Regions from separate parts of the Homo sapiens genome. Here region 2 is linked to region 1. Evidence: read pairs that join two places in POLR2A ChIA-PET (ENCODE). Cell type or tissue: OCI-LY7. All regions are shown on one strand. Each heading gives the region's core, and the rest is flanking DNA. Links, peaks and the distances in the headings are about the cores only.

Region 1 (6,544 bases), core at 1,070-6,069:
ATGTGATAAAGCAAAGTGAAATGTTAATTGTAGAATCTCGGTGGTAGGTCTGTGGTCTTAGTAGAGCTTTTCCAACCTTATGTGTCCAAAAAAATAACTCAAAGAAATGTTGAGGTGAAAGTATATAACTCACACCAAATGACTTTTTTTTTTTTTTTCTTTTTGAGATGGAGTCTTGCCCCATCGCCCAGGCTGGGATGTAGTGCTGCAATCTCAGCTCACTGCAGCCTCCACCTCCAGAGTTAAAGTGATTCTTGTGCCTCAGCCTCCTGAGTAGCTGGGATTACAGGCACCCGCCACCACACCCAGCTAATTTTTGTATTCTTAGTAGAGATGGGTTTCACCATGTTGGCCAGGCTGGTCTTGAACTCCTGACCTCAGATGATCTGCCCGCCTTGGCCTCTCAAAGTGCTGGGATTACAGGCATGAGTCACCGTACCCAGCCAAATGGTTTTTTTGTTTTTTGTTTTTTGTTGTTTTTTGAGATGGAGTCTCACTCAGTCACCCAGGCTGGAGTGCAGTGGCGCAATCTCGGCTTACTGCAAGCTCTGCCTCCCGGGTTCACACCATTCTCCTGCCTCAGCCTCCCGAGTAGCTGGGACTACAGGCGCTCACCACCACGCCTGGCTAATTTTTTGTATTTTTAGTAGAGATGGGGTTTCACCATATTAGCCAGGATGATCTCGAGCTCCTGACCTCGTGATCCGCCCGCCTTGGCCTCCCAAAATGCTGGGATTACAGGCATGAGCCACCGCACCCAGCCGCCAAATGGCTTTTTTAAATCGTAAATTACTTTTCTTGATTGAAGTTTTATGCAAAAATTGATCAGGATGATACCTACATGCCAGGTTTTTATATTTGAAACACATAACAAACTGAGCCTTAAAAATTCTGACTAAGCAGACTAGTATATAGGTAAAGAAATATCTAGAAAATGGAGTATTGTGCACAAAGTTTAATTTGGAAATAAATTTGTAAAATAAACTAAAATTAATTTTAGAAACCCTAACTTTGTTTGCTTTGACAATACAATGGAAATTATCAAGTTATAGTTAGAATAGGGGGAGACAAATAATGGTTGTCCTGAAAAGAACCCAAACTCAGACATTAGAGAGTCTTGAGGAGGTTCCATAGTGAATGTTAGGAGCATTATTAGCCTGTGAATCTGATTGGCTGGATTTGAATCCCAGCTCTGGCCACTAGCTGTGTAAGCTGAGATAGTCCCATTGTTGTAAGCCTGAGTGAAAGTGGGGATAATAAATGCAATGCCTGCCACATAAAGTTATGACGTCAAATAGTATACATTTGGTAAAGGCTCACAATTCTTATTATAGTTATTACTATTATTGTTTTACCATTATCATTATCATCATCATTGTTTCTCAAGGCAAAATCTAGCCTCCACCTCTTTATCTGTGTGACCTTGGTCTTTGCTTCTCCAAGATTCAGATTTTCCAGAGCACTGTTACCTCCATCCAGGGTCATTGTGAGGATTAAATGAGAAGTTTATACAGCACCTAGGTCAATGCTTTGTTGATAGTAACTGCTTTTACAGGTTAGCGCAACTAATAAGTCACTAACTCCTCAGCATTATAACATAGGCTTAATAAGTTTAACACCAAGTTCTTTCCTTGGGTGTAAGTTTAGCCTTAAAAGACTTCTAAAGATTTTCCAAAGTTAATGTTCTGTAATTAGCATATATGTAATCAAATAGGACTTTTATGTATATCTCATTCTTTCTTTATAACTTAAATATATATTATCTGGTTACAATTTAACACCCAGTTCTTTCCTTTGGTGTAAGGTTAGCCTTAGAAGACTTTTAAAGATTTTCCAAAGTTAATGTTCTATAATTAGCATATATGTAATCTTATATATTGAACTTTTATGTATATCTATTTCTTTCTTTATAACAAGTATATTTTACCATATCTGTATGTTATTACAAAGTAAATTATCATTATTTTTCAATTAAGAAGAAAACTAAGACTGTAGAACATTGAATGATTTGACCTCCTCAGGTACCTTTTGGTAGGTCTTCTGACTGCAAATGCTGGGTTCCCTCTGTTAAATCATACTACTTCCTGAGAAGAAATAAAAGATAAAGTGGGAAAATTCTGCATCTTAGGCAAGCTAAAGAAAAGTGGTTTAAAAATTATTGCCACTTCAAAAATAACAATGGCAGAATAGAAGGTATCTATTTTTATCACCTCTTGGGATCTTTTTGTGGGGCCAAGGGGAAAGCAGAAAGATACTAAAAGAGATGTTCATGTCCCTTTTTATTCATTTTAATTATTAAAGGGAACAGTGGCTTTGTGATTAATGACTGCTGTTCAGTCTATTTTATATCTTACAAGGATCTGACAGTTTTGTTTTACATTTTATAGCTGCAGCTTATCTTCTGGTGTCCCTTATACCAAGCAATTCATTCCGTCAGATGTTCCGGTCAACAAGGTCTTTGCACATCCCAACCCGTGACCTTCCACTCAGTCCAGACACAACAGTAGTCCTACATCAGGTCTACAACGTGCTCCTTGGTTTGCTCTCAAGAGCCAAACTTTATGTTGATGCTGCTGTTCATGGCACTACAAAGCTAGTGCCCTATTTTAGCTTTATGACTTACTGTTTAATTTCCAAAACTGAGAAGCTGATGTTTTCCACATATTTCATGGATTTGTGGAACCTTTTCCAGCCTAAACTTTCTGAGCCAGCAATAGCTACAAATCACAATAAACAGGCTTTGCTTTCATTTTGGTACAATGTCTGTGCTGACTGTCCAGAGAATATCCGCCTTATTGTTCAGAACCCAGTGGTAACCAAGAACATTGCCTTCAATTACATCCTTGCTGACCATGATGATCAGGATGTGGTGCTTTTTAACCGTGGGATGCTGCCAGCGTACTATGGCATTCTGAGGCTCTGCTGTGAGCAGTCTCCTGCATTCACACGACAACTGGCTTCTCACCAGAACATCCAGTGGGCCTTTAAGAATCTTACACCACATGCCAGCCAATACCCTGGAGTGAGTAAAATTGATACTCTTTTATCTGTATCCTCAAATAGATTGGAAATACCTGTTTTTCCCCTGGTGGGAAGTGGTGGCAGAATATAGAATAGTCTCACCATTCTTTCTTAAGAACTTAATGTGTATTTGTTTTCTTAAATACATATATAAAATGCTGTGTTGTTATAAAATTGATAACTGTGTAGATAACTTTTCTTAGGGTGAAGTTAAAGTTGCATATCCAGTAAAACTTACCTGTTTTTTAATTTGTGGTTTTGTAAATGTATTCTTCATGTGTGCCTAATGAAAAAAGCCAGCTTCATGGTACAGTTTTAAGGAATTGAGTACTTTGCTATTTAAAAATCAGATACTTAGCAAAATCTACATGCTGTGGTAAACTGTGAGCTAGACAATTTTATATCTAAAACTAGTAGTATTCCGCAGTATTTTTTCTCAAGCTGCATCCAAACAAATGAAATGCTTAAGAGATCAATCGAGATACATATATATGCAGTCTAAATTGGGTCCCTTTTACTCTGCACACTTACTTGTAGGTTTTATATTAAGTTTCCTCCCCTCGATGTAAAGCTGTCAAACCTGGTTAATAACTTTTCACTGTTGCCTCTTATTCTCTGTTGTAAACTGTACTTTAAAGACAGACCGTCCTTTATAGACGGTCTTTTTTTTTCTAGATGGTGTAATGAGTTGTATAGAATCTCACACCTGGGAAGAATAACCTAATTTCTAGTCAGAGAAAATTAGAATCCCAGGCCGGCATAGTGGCTCACACCTGTAATTTCAGCACTTTGGAGGCAGAGGCGGATCACTCGAGCCCAGCAGTTCAAGACCAGCCTGGGCAACATGGCAAAACTCCATCTCTACAAAAAATACAAAATTAGCTGGGAGTAGTGGTGTGCACCTATAGTCGCAGCTGCTTGGGAGGCTGAGGTGGGAGGATCGCTTGAGCCCAGGAGGTTGAGGCTGCATTGAGACATTGTACTGCACCCTGGGCAACAAAGCAAGACTCTGTCTCAAAAGAAAAAATCAGAATCCCTACAATGCAGGAAAGAGAGTGAGTGTACAAGTACCAAGAAATTGAAAACCAATGCCATAAGAATACAAAATATCAATCTTTCTGACTTCAAAGGGGTCGGGATAGGATTTATTAAGTTTCAGTAAATTTGTCTCTATCATATTCACATAAATAATATTTGATCTAGTTACTAGATGTGATGTCCAGAATTAAATATACTTTGACAAGTACTAGATGAGTTAGAATTTATCCCTCCATGTTATTTATTGCCCTTGACATCAGTGAAATGTAATGTCTTTTATTGTAGAATGTCCTTATCTATTAGAAATTTTCATGAAAATGGTACTTAAGTCAGTTTTTTGCTTTGAAAAATAAGAAGCTGGGGGTTTCAGTTCATTGACAAGTATGTGTTAGAAGAGCAGTCCTCTCCTGACATGTGCATATGAGTCTATAAAATCACAGCTAGTGATTTTACTAAAATATTTGTTTTTACTTTTTATTCATCAGGAAATTGAACTGAGCATCATTCTAGAAAAGCATTTTAAATGTTGGAACAAAGGTTTACCTCATATACACTATTAATTTAAGGGTTATTTAGGCATTTAAAATCTTTGTGACAAAGTAATGATTTCTCATTAATTAAAGAAAAAGTGGATAGGAGATGGTGTGGCATGCCTCTGGGTTTACATTTGAAGTTACAAAAGTAGTGCTTTAAGCAGTAATAAGACTAAAAATGAATTGTATTCACTTACAGTTTTTACTCTTTCTAAACTTGTATTTTAAGATTTGTTGAGTTCTTTTAGTGTTTATTATTATTGTTATTATTTGTATTTTAGTAGAGACAGAGTTTCATCATGTTGCCCTGGCTGGTCTCGAACTCCTGAGTTCAGGCAATCTGCCCGCCTCTGCCTCCCAAAGTGCTAGGCATCAGCCACTGCGCCCAGCCAAAATTTTTTAAATAGAATTTGTTACTGATTTTATAACTTTCTGAATGGAAGTATAATCTAGCTTATTTGTATAATTTTAAGAGTTGATTAATGAACGTAGAAATGAGAAACTGACCTTCTAAAATGCTATAGGGTTAAAAGATCATATGGCTTATTTGGCTTTTTTAGGCAGTAGAAGAACTGTTTAACCTGATGCAGCTGTTTATAGCTCAGAGGCCAGATATGAGAGAAGAAGAATTAGAAGATATTAAACAGTTCAAGAAAACAACCATAAGTTGTTACTTACGTTGCTTAGATGGCCGCTCCTGCTGGACTACTTTAATAAGGTAAAAAGATGTTTTTAGTTTTGTCTTGTTTATTTCCAGTGAGATGAGGACCATCCTTTTGATGTTTAAAGATAAATCATTTACATTGGGGAAGCATTTGTGCATGTAGCCACTTTGGAACATTTTGAAGGTTCATGAACTACTTTTAAACAGTTTTTGGTCTGGCTTTGGTTTGTATTTGTGTATGTTTTATCATTTTAGGGTTGAAGGGAACCTTTATGTATAGCCTTCTACCCAAAGCTTGAATAGTCTTGTTTATGGCAATTTATCCTAACTCAGGCTTGATAGTTCAGTTCTAGAGGCCTCCAGGAAGTTTTCTGCACCTTTGGATGAGTCTGTTAATATTTTGCATTCTGTTTAGCCCAAATATATCTATCTGGCTTTCTGATCTATATGACTTGGCCAAAATTATAAAACATAGTCTTTATAATTAATTTTCAGAGCTACAGAAGTTATTGAATGGTTACAGGAACTACTACAAATTACCCTTAATTCCCCTTAACCTAGAGAAATAAAGTTCAGGCTAATTTCTTAAATTCTTCTATGTATTACATCTAAGACTTGGAAGTGTTGTTTTTTATTAGGCACATTTTTTTTAATGGTACTTTACTGAAGACTTCACTGTAATATCTTAAGCTACTCAATCTAAGATGAGGTTATTTCAGATTGTCTTCTTTGGAAAGCTTTCAAATGTGAGTCTTCATTAGTAAACAGGGAAATTAACTACGCCTTTGCCGGATTTCTTAAAGGGATTGTTTTTAAATTTTGGATTAATTTTGAATACAATTGTTTTCCCAAAGTTTACTACTTAAAGCTTTATTTCAAAAAAGATTTAGAGCAGCCTGGGCAACATAGTAAAACCCCATCTCTATATAAATAAATAAGTTAGCAAATAAATTAGGGTGTGACGGCATGCACCTGTAGTCCCAGCTCCTCGGGGGGCTGAGGTGGGAAGATCCTTGAGCCCAAAAGGTGGAAGCTGCAGTGAGCCATGATTGTGCCATTGTACTCCAGCCTGGGTGACAGAGCGAGTCTCAAAAAAAGAAAAAAAAGATTTGGAGCTTTCTTAACTCTTCTTGAAAAAGGAAAGGAATAAAGTAGAAGGATTTCCAGTTGTAGTCTATAACAACATTTTTCTGGTATCTAATGAAAGAAGACCTGTTAACAGTAATATAGCTGTGTGAGTAATTATAGTCATGTGTTGCATAACAACAGGGTTACATTCTGAGAAATA
Region 2 (6,544 bases), core at 800-5,799, 230 kb before region 1:
GCTGGTCTCAAACTCCTGCCCTCAAGTGATCTCCCTACCTCAGCCTCCCATACTTTATAATTTTTTTAACAGCTATAGTGAACTATTGGGTTGGTGCGAAAATAATTGGGGTTTTGCCACTTGTAAACCACAATTACTTTTGTACCAATCTAATAAATTCACATACCTTACTGGCACCCGACTGATTCAGAGTTGTGCAACCATCACCACAAACAAGTCTAGAACACTTTATCACCTCAATAGGATTCCCCTACCTTTTAGCAATCAGTCACCCTAAGCTACTTCCCATTTCAGTAGCACGAAGCAACAACCAATATGCATTCTTAATATATTTGCCTATTCTGAACCTTTCGTGTATATGGAATACTAATATTTGTTTTTTTTGTGACTGCCTACTTTCACTTAGCATAATGCTTTCCAGTTTTGTCCATGTTGTAGCATATGCCAGTACTTCAGTCCTTTTTTTTTGTTTAAGACTTTTTGTATTTTTATTTTTATTTTTTGAGACAGAGTCTTGGTTTGTTGCCCAGGCTGGAGTGCAGTGGCATGAACTTTGTTCACTGCAGGCTCTGCCTCCTGGGTTCAAGTGATTCTCCAGCCTCAGCCTCCCGAGTAGCTGGGACTACAGGCGTGCGCCACCATGCCCAGCTTATTTTTGTATTTTTAGTAGAGACGGGGTTTCACCATATTGGCCAGGCTGGTCTCGCACTCCTGACTTCGTGATCCACCCACCTCAGCCTCCCAAAGTGCTGGGATTACAGGCGTGAGCCACCGCGCCGGCTGATACAACTTCATTCTTTTGCATGAGGCTGTTCAGTTGTCCAAGCTTCATTTTTAGAAAAATCTATTCTTTCTGTTGCATGGTCTTGGCATCCTTGTTTGAAAGTCATTTGCCTGTACATATATAGGGTTTTTTTCTGTACTCTGTATTCTGTTTCATTGATCTGTATGTCTATCCTTACGCCAGTACTACACTGTCTTGATTGCTGTGGCTTTGTAATAAGATTGGAAGTCAGAAAGTGTAAATCTTTGTTTTTTTTTTGTTTTTGTTTTTTTTTTCAAAATTATGTTGGCTCTTCAGGGTCCCTTGAGTTTCCTTCTGAGTTTTAGGATCAACTTGAAAACTTCTACAAAGATGCCAGCTGGAATTCTGGTAGAGATTGTAGTGAATCTGTGTATCAAGTTGAGGATTATTACTATCTTAACAATATTAAGTCTCCTGATCCATGAACATGGGATATCTTTCTATTTATTTAGGTTGTCTATAATGCTTTAAACAATATTTTGTAGTTTCCTACTTTTTTTTTTTTTTTTAAGAGGGAGTCTCACTGTCATCCAGGCTGCAGTACAGTGGCATGACTTCTGCCTTCCAGGTTCGAGCGCTCCTCTTGTCCCTCCTGTCCCTCCCGTCCCTCCATTCCCTCCTTCCTGTTGCCCAGGCTGGAGTGCAGTGGCACGATCTTGGCTCACCGCAACATCCACCTCCCAGGTTCAAGCAGTTCTCCTGCCTCAGCCTCCAGAGTAGCTGGGATGATTACAGGCATGCGCCACCACACCTTGCTAATTTTTATATTTTTAGTAGAGACAGGTTTTTCCATGTTGGCCAGGCTGGTCTCGAACTCCCAACCTCAGGTGATCCACCTGCCTTGGCCTCCCAGAGTGCTGAGATTACAGGCATGAGCCACTGTATCCGGCCTCTGGCCTGCACTTTTTGTTATTCAATACATTTTGGGCAAAGAATAAGAATCTTATTCTTTCTGATGCTATTGTAAAATTGTTTTTCTAGATTTTACATCTGAATTGTTCATTGCTAATATATAGAAATATGGTTGATTTGGTACCTTGATCTTGTATCCTGCAACCTTGAACTCATTTGTAAATTGTTTAGTGGATCCCTTAGGACTTTTTTATGTATGTCATCTATGGATGGAAACAGTTTCTTTATTCTTTCCATTTGGGATGACTTTTACTTCATATACTCATTATTAAAAATATATCTTCATTTGGCTTGATCAGTGGTTATCAAAGTATGATCTGTCAACCATGGAGGTCCCAGAGAGCCTGTCAAAGAGTTGTCAAGATAAGATATTCTTTGCATTTTTTTTCCCCGTCCTTGAGACAGGGCCTCACTCACTCTGTTTCCTGGGCCAGAGTGTGGTGCTATTATCAGCTTACTACAGACTTGAACCCCTCAGCTAAGGTGATCCTCCTGGGACTGCAGGCATGTGCCACCACACCAGGCTAAATTTTTTTATTTTTGTAGAGACAGATCTCACTGTGTTGCCCAGTCTGGTCTTGAACTCCTGGCCTGAAGCAGTCCTCCTGCCTTGGCCGCCCAAAGTACTGGGATTATAGACATGGGCATTCATGCCTGGCCAGTTTGTGTTTTTCATTGTGTTGACATTTTCATTGATAGTGCAAAAGTGTCATGGATAAAACTACTGGCCACTTTGTATGAAGAAAGACAGTGGCATTAAGTAGATGTTGTATTCCTTACTCCCAAACATTTGTTATTTAAAATAAATTTTGACTTGATGTTCAATTTTATTAAATTTCACAGATCCTTGGCTCTTGCCTGTAATCCCAGTATTTTGGGAGGCCAAGGCAGGTGGATCACCTGAGGTCAGGAGTTCAAGAACAGCCTGGCCAACATGGTGAAACCTTGTCTCTACTAAAAATACAAAAATTAGTTTGGTGTGGTGGCGCGCACCTGCAATCCCAACTACTTGGGAGGCTGAGGCAGGAGAATGGCTTGATCCCAGTAGGCGGAGGTTGCAGCAAGCCGAGATTGCACCACTGCACTCCAGCCTAGGCGACAGAGTGAGACTGTCTCAAATAAATAAATAAATAAAAGAAAAAACCCAAAACTAAAAAAACCAATTTCACAGATCTTGTATTCATGTCTTTTTATATTCTGTGATGAAATGAGTTCATATAAAGCATTTCTTCTCTCCTTAGTGCAGTAAGATGGTTAATTTGAGAAAATGGACAAGTGGTTTGAGTTGTGAGCTGAGCTAGCTGCTTTTTTCATAAAACATCTGTTTGAAAGTGTGATGGACTCATGCAAAGTTATCCAGATTTTTTATATTTAACAAGCATTTTCTTGAAAAACCAAGCATGTCACTTCAAGGAAGACTGATAATGTTAATTGCCAGTGATAAAATTTGAGCTTTGATAGAAAAATTAAAATTTTAGAAAACTTGAACCTGACACCATGAACTTGAAAGGTGCCCAATACTTAACAGATTTTTCTGATGAGATCAGTGGAATTATATATGTTTTCTGGTTTTTTTTTTTTTTTTTTTTTTTTTTTTGGAAGACAGTTTCACTCTGTTGCCCAGGCTGGAGTGCAGTGGTGCGTTCTCTGCTCACTGCAACCTCTGCCTTCTGGGTTCAAATGATTCGGGTGCCTCAGCCTCCCGAGTAGCTGAGACTGCAGGTGCATGCCACGATGCCAGGCTAATTTTTTTATTTTTAGTAGAGACAGTGTTTCACCATGTTAGCTACGCTGGTCTTGAACTCCTGACCTCAGGTGATCTGCTTGCCTTGGCCTCCCAAAATGCTGGGATTACAGGCATGAGCCACCACGCCCGGCCTAATGTTATTTTCTGATGCTGTGTAATGAAATGTGTCAACATTGGAAAGATGATGTACATAACTTAGTGGACCAATATTTTCCAGATCACCAGTATATTATGTTATAAAATTATGCATGGGCAAAGTATCTACTCAGAGGGTAAAGTAGATCAGTGGAATTTTTTTTTTTTTTTTTTGATGTGGAGTCTTGCTCTGTTGCCCAGGCTGCAGTGTAGTGGCACGATCTCGGCTCATTGCAACCTCTGCCTCTCAGGTTCTAGGGATTCTCTCACCTCAGCCTCCTGAGTAGCTGAGATTACAGGCACATACCACTACACCTGGCTAATTTTTGTATTTTTAGTAGAGATGGGGCTTCACCATGTTGGCCAGGCTGGTCTCGAGCTCCTGACTTTAAGTGATCTGCCCGCCTTGGCTTCTCAAAGGGCTAGAATTACAGGCGTGAGCTACCACGCCCAGCCTACATCACTGGATTTTAATGTAACAGACAGTACTTACATGATTTCAGTTTTCATATTACAACTCATTTTAAGAAATTACCATTGAGTTTTGGTGTAATATTGAAGAAGAAAATATTTAAGACAAAGCTGTTAAAATATTCCTACTTTCAACTTTAGATCATTTCAGGATGGATCTTCATATACTTCAATCAGGACAGTATATGATGGAGTACAGAAGCACTTAGAAGGATACAGCCATCTTCTATTAAGCTAGACCCTAGATTTTCAAAAATATATAACAGTTCCACTTGTCTCACTGGTGTTTTTTGGTGGAAAATATGGAATGAAGTATTTATAAATGAATGAATAAATATGTAGACATTTCTAAGTTTTAGTTTAGTTTTTTTTTTTTTTTTTTTTTGAGACAGAGTCTGACTCTGTCACCCAGACTGGAGTGCAGTGGTGCAATCCTGGCTCACTGTAATCTCTGCCTTCCTGGGTTCAGGTGATTCTCCTGCCTCAGCCTCCTGAGTGGCTGGGATTACAGGTGCCCACCAAGTTACAGACTAATTACTTTTTTTTTTTTTGAAACAGAGTCTCACTGTGTTGCCCAGGCTGGAGTGCAGTGGCACGATCGCAGCTCACTGCAACCTCTGCCTTTCAGGTTCAAGCGATACTTCTGCCTCAGGCTCCCGAGTAGCTGGTATTACACGTGCATAGCACCACGCCTGGCAAATTTTTTGTATTTTTAAAAATAGAGACTGGGTGTCAGGCTGGTCTTGAACTCCTGACCTCGTGATCCGCTTGCCTTGGCCTCCCAAAGTGCTGGGATTACAGGCAGAGCCACTGTGCCTGGCCTGTAAGACATTATTATTATTTTATACAGTTTATGTTAATTTAGATTTACCCACATTTACTCTTTCTGTTGCTCTTCTTTTTTGTGTCTCTTGGCTTTCATCCGGGATCATTTTTCTCTTAGCAATTTTTTTTTTTTTTTTTTGAGACGGAGTCTCGATCTGTTGCCCAGGCTGGAGTGCAGTGGCGCAATCTCGGCTCACTGCAAACTCTGCCTCCCGGGTTCATGCCATTCTCCTGCCTCAGCCTCCTGAGTAGCTGGGACTACAGGTGCTTGCCACCACGCCCCGCTAACTTTTTGTATTTTTCGTAGAGATGGGGTTTCACTGTGTTAGCCAGGATGGTCTTGATCTCCTGACCTTGTGATCCGCCCGCCTCGGCCTCCCAAAGTGCTGGGATTACAGGTGTGAGCCACCGGGCCCGGCCAGCATTTTTTTTTTTTTTTTTTTTTTTTTTTAGTGTGGTTCTGCTGTTGACAGTTTTTTCTCTTAGCATTTTTTTGTGTGTGTGTGTTTAGTGTGGTTCTGCTGTTGACAAATTTTTTTTTCAGTGTTTGCTTGTTTTCTAAAGTTCATTTTTAGGCTAACACTGAAGTAGGATAATGAATTACAAGTTGGCAGTTACTATTGCTTCTTCAAACCAATCATTCCATTGTCCCCTGGCTTCCATTGTTTATACAGAGAAATCACCTATCGGTTTTACTGTTACTTCTTTGAAGATAAGTTTTTTCCTCACTTGCTCAGTTTTTTTTTTTTTTTGGTGTTAAGGAACAGAGTTTAATAGGCAAGAAAGAAACGATAAGGCAGAAGGAAGAGGCTCCCCTGTACAGAGACGGAGGGGGTGCTCCAAAGCCAAAAAAGGAGGTCTCCACGTGCGGTGGACACCTGCCAGGTATATATGCAGAGGCTGGAGGAGGCAATGTCTGATTTGCATAGGGCTCAGGGGATTTGTTTGACTAGGCATGTCATTCAGGTAGCCCGTGAAAAAGCTGGCCCTCCCACCCTAGCCCTTTAATGTGCATCATTTGCTCAGTTTTAAGATTTTCTTTGTTTTTGTCTTCAGTAGTTAACTATGACAAGTCCGCATCTGATTTTGTATTTATTGGGATTCATAGTGCTTCTTGAATGTGAGTTTTTTAAAAATTTATTTTAGAAGTACTTAGCCATTATTTTTTCAAATGTAGTCACTGCCTCAGTCTGTCTTTCATCACCTTTTGATCTTCCTTCTCTCTTTTGCTTTCTTCTATATTTTTATCCTTTTGGCTTTTGTGTCTTCATACTGCAGTCTGGATATTTTCTTTGACCCATCTTCCTTTTTCGATTTCTCAGTCTTGTTTAATCTGTATTAAAGCCATCTATCAATTTTAATTTCTGTTATTGTATATTTTAATTCTTAGGCTTTTGAGTTTTTTCTTTTTAATAGATTTTATTTTTGGGACAGGGTTTTGCTCTGTCACCCAGGCTGGAGTGCAGTGGCAGAATCTTGTCACCTTGACCTTCTGGGCCCAAGTGATCCTCCCACCTCAGCCTCCTGAGTAGCTGGGACTACAGGCATGCATGCCCCACCATACCTACAATTTTATTTATTTATATTTTTAGCAATGAAGTCTCCGTATGTTGCCCATGCTGAAGCAGTCCTGCTTTCGCCTCCCAGAG

The links. Peaks named below come from ENCODE experiments on the same cell type or tissue, not always from the same donor. Only the 100,000 strongest peaks of a DNase experiment are listed, where the experiment ranks them.
Region 2: POLR2A ChIA-PET joins it to region 1 with 8 read pairs; 2 of 35 experiments call an interaction of 5 or more read pairs at or near these places.

What each region holds. Positions count from the first base shown.
Region 1 is chr2:61,210,538-61,217,081 of GRCh38, reverse strand. USP34 (ubiquitin specific peptidase 34) reads left to right here. Exons shown (of 80, transcript NM_014709.4): 68 at 2,388-3,022; 69 at 5,153-5,310. Among named protein-coding and RNA genes, the nearest start is that of C2orf74-AS1, 36 kb to the right of the region's middle. In OCI-LY7, for the core only: no CTCF peak of the experiment used is centred there; no DNase peak of the experiment used is centred there.
Region 2 is chr2:61,444,025-61,450,568 of GRCh38, reverse strand. All of the region lies in intron 1 of USP34 (ubiquitin specific peptidase 34), which reads left to right. Among named protein-coding and RNA genes, the nearest start is that of USP34, 24 kb to the left of the region's middle. RefSeq lists a silencer at 193-292. In OCI-LY7, for the core only: no CTCF peak of the experiment used is centred there; DNase peaks (open chromatin) are centred at 3,418 and 5,798; H3K4me3 peaks cover 2,010 bases; H3K27ac peaks cover 5,000 bases.